Regions from separate parts of the Mus musculus genome. Here all the other regions are linked to region 3. A link is a loop called in an ENCODE intact Hi-C map of the cell type or tissue named here. Cell type or tissue: left cerebral cortex. All regions are shown on one strand.

The links. Hi-C counts contacts between places; a loop is a spot of excess contacts. Peaks named below come from ENCODE experiments on the same cell type or tissue, not always from the same donor. Only the 100,000 strongest peaks of a DNase experiment are listed, where the experiment ranks them.
Region 1: it touches region 3 in a loop (3-fold over the local background); 5 of 42 quality-filtered maps call a loop at or near these places.
Region 2: it touches region 3 in a loop (4-fold over the local background); 4 of 42 quality-filtered maps call a loop at or near these places.

Annotation. Positions count from the first base shown.
Region 1 is chr2:38,578,314-38,580,813 of GRCm38, reverse strand. All of the region lies in intron 8 of Nek6 (NIMA (never in mitosis gene a)-related expressed kinase 6), which reads right to left. Among named protein-coding and RNA genes, the nearest start is that of Gm35808, 46 kb to the right of the region's middle. In left cerebral cortex, no CTCF peak of the experiment used is centred here; DNase peaks (open chromatin) are centred at 1,398 and 1,832.
Region 2 is chr2:37,905,257-37,907,756 of GRCm38, reverse strand. The region is part of intron 13 of Dennd1a (DENN/MADD domain containing 1A); the gene reads left to right. Among named protein-coding and RNA genes, the nearest start is that of Crb2, 130 kb to the right of the region's middle. In left cerebral cortex, no CTCF peak of the experiment used is centred here; DNase peaks (open chromatin) are centred at 108 and 1,295; H3K27ac peaks cover 752 bases.
Region 3 is chr2:37,814,773-37,817,272 of GRCm38, reverse strand. It overlaps Dennd1a (DENN/MADD domain containing 1A), which reads left to right. Exons shown (of 23, transcript NM_001362973.1): 20 at 269-357. Among named protein-coding and RNA genes, the nearest start is that of Crb2, 40 kb to the right of the region's middle. In left cerebral cortex, CTCF peaks have their summits at 1,412 (motif pointing left) and 2,285; DNase peaks (open chromatin) are centred at 1,405 and 2,065.

The DNA of each region.
Region 1 (2,500 bases), 760 kb before region 3:
AATCTGTTGGGTCTTCACAAATGCGGCCCTTTACAACTAACTCTAAATGTCTCAGAAAAATGGGGCAAGGGGTGATCCATCGTCTATTCTTTCTCTCCAGCACCTTCCCCTCATCATCCCAGAGAGCTGCTGTGCACAGGGTTAGCAGTGAGTCGTCCCTGCTACCGGAGCTTCTCCATTCTAAGCTGCAGGTTCTATCAGAAGCCATGTCCAAACTACTCACCGTCCAGCTGCTGGCCGTGGGCCTGCCATCCTGATAAGGACAGCAGGCTGTGAAGTAACTTGAGGGCCTACTGACGACATGGGGATTATAACGATTACCCAGGATGGCAAGATCTACTCAGACCGGTGGCCAGCCAGCCCCAGGAAGGTTGGAGCAAAGGGCTTGCTGTTGGGGGACAGATCCCTGCTACCTCCAGACCACCAGAGTCATGGCTCTCTTCATATGTTTAAGTATGTGTCTGTGTCTCAAACAACCTAAGGTTTCCTTCCTAAGGAAGGAAACCTGACTTAAGAAAAGGATCTCTTTTGTCTGTCACCCATCTTCTCCCAAATACAGCCTGTAGTGAAGCGTGACCAGGAGAGTATGTGTGGCCCAGTTCTCAGGGGTAGGGGGGTAGGCTTTCTGGGCCATTCTACTGTTTAAGCCAGAATTCCAAAGCAGCTTTCTCCAGCCCACTGGCTTGCTGGGTTTCCGTCCCCACTGCAAGGGGCTGGTACCAAGTGAGCCTTCAGCTTCATTGGCCACTCCACCTCCTCCACAGGGAAAGTGCACAGGGGCTTCAGCCAGTCCTCGGGGTTCAAGAAAGGATGTCAAGGGGATTATTTCTGATCTTACACACTTCCTGCCCCAGATCATGTTGGCATGGCGTATGTTCCACGGGGTCCACATGAATTCTCAATGGTTTAAGTTAAGCAGGAAGCAGAAAAGGCAGTGGTGGGGGGAGGAGAGAGTTTTGTCCTAGCTCTTTAAGCTGATATCAGGAGAAGACACCACAGGTGGTCTCAGGGAGGTGGCAGCCATGACTGCAGGACACCTCTTGCCAATTACCCAGTGCTGGGCCCAGATGAGGCCCCTCCTTGTCTGCTGGGAAAATATACACTTCTTTCCCTGATGCACTGCAGGGGTGCAGAGGGGTGCCAGTTTCAACAGAGCCCACTGTCACCCTTGAGGGCAGCCCATGAATGGCCATGGCTGCCTTTTGTCCTGTCCTTGTGGGCGAATATTCCTAGAGGACTGATTGATTTATTTGGCTTCCCACTGCCTTTTGCTCCTGCATAGCTACAAGGCACTCAGCGACACACTGCCAACAACTAGATCAACTGACTAAGCTGAGCCCTGCCGCCACGCTGGAAGCCACCTCCTCAGGTATGTGTGTAGGACTTAGAACAGCCTGCTTGGCTGGGAATCCATCGAGGCTATGGTCGTGGGCTTGGTGCAGACCAAGACTGGGCTGCGTTTGCCACTAAGGAGCTGTAACAAAGGCTTGGACAGGGACCAGGGCTGGCAGGAACAGAGGGAGCCAGCTGTCATCTTCCATCGGCCCTGGGGGATGCACAGAGCTCTTCTCTCAGGCAGACTGGCCTGTATTTGTTTATGTTTAGAGACACTTGTGACTTTAAGGGGACAGGAAGCAGTTTCTGAAAATACACAACAGAGGATGAAGAAAGAAAATGATAAGCCATCTGGACTAGGGACAGTATACATGAGAATAGGTCAAAGGGGACTCCCTCCATAAGGACCCAAGCTGAGCAGTGCTGAGACCTCCTGTTGGCCAAAGCAAAAAGGGAAATGTGTCAAGCTGTTGGGCTTCTAAAGCCTGGCAGCAAATGCCAGCTGCACAGCTCAGCTGGTTGATGGGTTCACAGAGAGGCCGGAGTGTCTGGAGCTGGGTGCCTCCATCGCAGGGCCTCATGTACTTCCCTCTCCAAGGCAGGGAGACTCCATCCCACACAAGGGGCTGACTTGCCCAGGCTGGGCTCTTGCCGGGCCCAGCATCTCTCCCCCAACGCCTGAGAGTTCTGTGGACATGCTCACAAACATGAAGTCAAAATTGCTTATTCTTGCTGACCTTACACATTAAGAGTATTTGGAAGCTCCTGAACAGCTGTCCCCTCACCCCAGCACCTGGCACGCATGGGCGATGCTCTCAGAGGAGTCTCTGAATCCATCTGATCTCCTGCCCTAGCCAGGTGTTCACTAAGACTATTCCTGAAACTGAAGCCCAGAGTATCAAAAAGGCTCGACCGGCCCCACTGTTGACTGCTCTGGCCTGAAAGGCCCATAGGCCTTCCCGACACTGGGCTACCAAGCCCCAGGAGGTGGCCCACCCAACCAGTCTACAAGGACATTCTAGGCAGCCCTTTCCAGCCAGGCATTTAAAATGCCTCATTTTCAGCGGGGGCACAGCTCGGCAGTAACGCTTCTCTGTCCTACCAGGCCTTGGCTCCACACCGTCCCCTGCAGACGAGAAAAATGCAGTGCCTGCCCTAAAGGATC
Region 2 (2,500 bases), 90 kb before region 3:
TAGACACTAAAGCCCTTTTACCACAAGGCTGCCTTCCATGAGTTTACTTGAAAGTGAATATTCCATATGCATTTGAAAACTTGCCTGTCAGTGTTCCAGGAAGCGTGGTAGCCAGTGTAAGCTTTTCTTCCTATTCCTGGGGTATTTGTAAAGTTAATTTGAACCTACAGTGTGCTTCCCCCAAAGCTCAGGGTGGCATGTAGGCAGTAGGGCCTATATCTCTTTTAGCCATTCCAGGGGATAGGGAAGGCTTGACCTACATTAGGGCAGGAGAATCATATTGAATTTTTTTCTTTATTTTCTGCTTTTTTAAAAAATGTTTGTATAATAAAGGGTGGAAGGTGAACAAACTGGCCTGTTCTCATCGAGATAAGAACACTAGCAACAAGGTCCTTTCTTTAATTCTTAATAGTACACTTTAACCAGTCCGAGGCATTGATTCAAACTAGTTTTATTGAATGGAAGAGGGACAGAGAAATGTACAGAGGTTTCTGTTGCATTGCTGTGAGCAGTCTTGACACAGCCAGTGGTGGTCATCAAATCAGTTCTTGACTAATTGTCAACACCTTGCTGCTAACACCATGAGCCTAATTCTGCCCTCCGGTCTTCCAGTCCACCCTGTCAGCCATACTACCTGGACTCAAGGAGGCTGTGTCACAGACTTCAAAGCCCCACCCTTTCCAGTGGCAACATGACCTTGTTTTCCTAGCAGTTCTTTGGGTGGCTTCTCCTGTGCCACTGACTGCTTTTCAGTCACATGACCATACCCTAGGCAGTCACTGGCAGTGGTCTCAGTCTCAGAGATGAGACCACTAGAACTGGCCCAGGAAATGAGACTGGAACACTTGTCCTTGAAGGAGAGGCCAGGGTTATATGAGTCTGTTAGAGACAGGCTAGAGTCTTGGGTAAGTTGTGATCCCAGGCGTGCACACACACAAACACAGACACAGACACACACACACACACACACACACACACACACACACACCCTGGAGCTTTCACTCCAGGGAAGCCAACAGTAGTGAAGGTGACAGGAGCATTCCGTTCTCAAAAGCAAGTCATCAGGCTTCTTTGGAGAGAAAGAAGGTCCCCAGGGCATTTCTGTGGCCTTCCTCTGTGTTCTCTGTGGGTCTGGGCACTCACTGTTCCTGTGAAGCATCACCATGGCCACTTTTCTCAGAAGGGGCCTACAGTGGGGTATCAACAGAGCCAGAGGGAGAGGCTAGAGGCACGCTGGATTCTGGATGTGGGGATGAGTAGGCAGGATCAACCTGATTAGCATTGTGCTGGGGTTGTTTTCCTAGCTGCAGCTTTTGGTTTTGAGGATGATATTTTGAGAACTGCTGTCTCCGTGGGAATATCTTGGTTATGTACAGCAGAGCTATCTCTGTGTCTACATTTTCTTGTTTAACACATGGCTGTCTTTATAATGAGTGCCTTCTTTATGTGGGGTTATCAGAGTAACTCTGAATCTATTTTACAACTAAATTAATGATATCCAGGAAACATTTATTTGGCTCCTTTTCTATTTATAATATTGTTACCAACTAATTGCCTTTGAATGTTCCTACTTACAGGGTCCTTTGTGCTAGTTAAAACCCATCCCACGTAGGTGAATCCCTAATGCCACTCAGGACTCTCCAGTCACTTGTGAAGTTTCTCTTCTTGTCATGATGACAGGAACAATCATAAGAATACATACCAGGGCAAAAGGCCAAGTTGAGACAGCATCTAAAAATAACAATGTGTATTATTGGGTTTATCTGATGATAAAAGTAATATATTTTCATTGTAAAACATTTGTGAAAGACAGAAAAGCGAAAAGAGGGGAAGATCACTCAGTGGCCAACCCCACCCCCAGGCAATCTGCATCAGGGTTAGCACATTTCTTTCCAAATCATTTTATGCCTTCTTATGTAATTAAACTTACATGGTCAATACAATACTTTTCTTCTTTTATATAGTCTTTATTGTACATTTTTCTCATACCCAAGACATTATCCTTACTCACCGATTATGATTCCTTTGTTGAATTTGGTTACCTGTTCCCCACTTAATATACATTTTCCTTTTTGCTGTTTCCTTACTCACATGAACACATGCAAATTTCGTTTTAACTCATTATTTTCATTCAATTTTTTTCTCATGCTGTTTGGCAAGTATCTGTTTTTCTACCATGAATATTGCCCTGTGTCCACTGATCTACTGTCCTCTTGATTTTATTTTGTTTCCTACTGTTTTAAATTCTTATTTACCTGGGTTTTTCCATATACTTTCCACATTAACTTTGTTCTTACAAGTGTATATAACAATTTTTTTAGACTCAGACATTTTTTTCTTAAATAGAAAAGTTCCATATATTGCAGTTCCAGATATTTTATTTTATTCATAAATTATAGTAAGTAAACATCTCTTTAAAATAGAATTTCACCATTTTTCTTTTCTTTTATCTATTTATTTAAAAATCCAAAGCTATGGGAGGATTGGAAACAACATATCG
Region 3 (2,500 bases):
TGTTGTTCACACCTCAGTCAGCTCTCTGAGAGGCCACTGGGTCTGCAGATGAGGAGAGCCTTTCTGGCTTAAATTCCAGAGAGCATATATATCCATATGCTGTATGTTAAGTGGTGGTGTTTACGTAATAACCAGGAGACCATGGTAGCCCAGGCCTGGAGAACCTGTAACCAAGCCCTCTGGGGCTGTTTACCCAAATGTTCACAGTGGACCTGTGGGGCCTTTTTAACTCACTCCTTCTTGGGGATTTCCCCATGTTCATCCTTAGGTACGGCCTCCTCGTCCACATGTCGTCAGGAGACCCAAGAGCAACATCACTGTGGAAGGCAGGAGGACATCTGTCTCAAGCCCTGAGCAGTGAGTACTATTGCTCCCTCTCATCTCTCCCCAGGAACCCAATGAGCCAGAGCTTTGTGGTGACCAAGCATGTAGCCCCAGCCTTCCTCTTGGAGGCTCCTTTGAAATGCTGAGCAGGTGTTAAATAAGGCCAGACAGGGAACTTGGTCATTGGTGTCAGAGTCTGAGCCTCTGTTGTCACATCAGGAACCTGGGCTGTGCTTTGAGTGGTGCAGCTCAAAGGCAGTCAGCCACATTCCAAAGGAAGCCCCAGGCCTCTTAACACTGAAGAGTCCACAGGTGAGAGTAAGCTGCCTTGTCAAAGAAGCGTTCCTGCAAGGCCAAGCCCCATTGTAGGCTTACTGCTCTTCAGTCTCCACGGCTTGAGCTTATCAGAAAGCATCCTCACCATTGCTCTCTCCTCAGCCATAGCACCTGTGCTATTAGGCCTTTCCTTCAAACTTCCCCCTGACCTAGAGGACCTCTGGACACCCTGTGACCCAGCCTAGAGCCAGCTTCAGTAACATCTTGAGTGGCTGTTAGATAGATGGGAGATGGAACCTGCAAGCTGTAGACAGTTCCAACCTGGAGAGAGAAACACTATTTCCCCTTGTCCTGGTATGCATAGCCCTAGGCTCAGCTATTCACCAGCTTCCTTGGATATCTTTAGAAATACTGTAGATATCACAGATCCATCTTGGCCTAGGGTGGTTTGAGGACTGAGGGGGAAAAACTATTCTTTGTGTGAAAGGGAAGAATGCCTCTCTTTGCAAAGAAGTGGTGCCAAAATAGAAATGATTCCAAAATGTCAGGCTATGGCCTACCTCAGTGTACTTCATTTCTCCCATAATCCTCTGCTTTATAGATCCAGCCTTCCTGAATGGTAAAGACCATTCAGGGAGAACACCAGAGTGGGAAAATATATGTTTATTTCTGGAGATGCTTGGATATGTGAGATTTTGAAGAGGGGATACCTGAAGTGAGGGCATATTTAACTTGGGCTCTACACATTGCTGTGGTGGACATAGTGAGGGACATCTCCTTTGCCGTGGCTTATGACTGCCCCCTTGTGGTGAGAATGCTGCATGGCTCTGGGTTTCCTCTTGCCTTAAAGATTTCTCTTGGAGGGAATGGAATTAGCCACCTCTTCATAGCTGATCTAAGTGTCCTGGGATAGAAACCACGGACCTGTAGCTATTGAGTCTTAAATTAAGGATATCCTTGTATAACACACGCACACATCCCAGACTGGCAGCAGTCCACATCCTATGGAAACGCATTCCCCACTTTGTGGTCCTGATTAGAGATTGGACTCACCACCCACATTTATTTATGCTGTTCCTGTTCCAAACCCAGTGACAGGAGTAATTCTTTAGTGTGTGCAAGAAGCTGGCTGTGTCAAGAAGGTAGCTCTTCCTGGTAATTGCCCTAGCCCGGTCGGCATCACTTCAGTATTTTCGTGTAATGTGCCTGTCTTAGATTTCTTTCCAGAAAGCATCAAGTTGAGATGAACTGGGCAAGAGTGTGGGGGCTGGTTCAGAGGGCTGGCAAACACAGTGACAGGAATCAAAAGACACCTCACTGCAGCTCAGACTGGCCAGCGGGTAGCAAAGGATGTTCTAAGACGTCATCGCTAGGGTTTCTCTTCACATTTTCTTAATGAGGAAGAGGCGAGGCTGTATTCTCATCATGCCAATGACATTTCTGGTGCCACCCGGGTGTTTTCCTGCATCTCTTCCATGCTGCCATCCTCTACCCCCACCCATGCTCCTCCACTTCCAAATGCCATGTCACAACAGCACTTGGATGTGTTTCTCTCAACTGTCACCAGCTCCAGCTGGCAAGACCAAGTTCTTGAAACACAGGAAGCATCCAGCGGAAAATATTTTAATAAAACAGACTCCTCAAATATTGTTCTGGAAGGGAAGGAAAACAGCGCCACCAATCTGTCAGCTCCATGTTGGGAGAGTTGGAAGGAGGGGCTGGGAGGCAGGAGCCAGCATCTAGTGGTCTTTGTGGAGGGTGGCTCCTGGTGGTACACGTGGACTCAGGGCCTGCCCTTTGAACCACTGTGACTTGTCTTGAGTCCTAGTTCTTTATCTCTGCTGAGGATATCAAAGTGTACTGGGCTCTTAGAGGGTTTAGGCTGCAGCTGAAGGGGTGA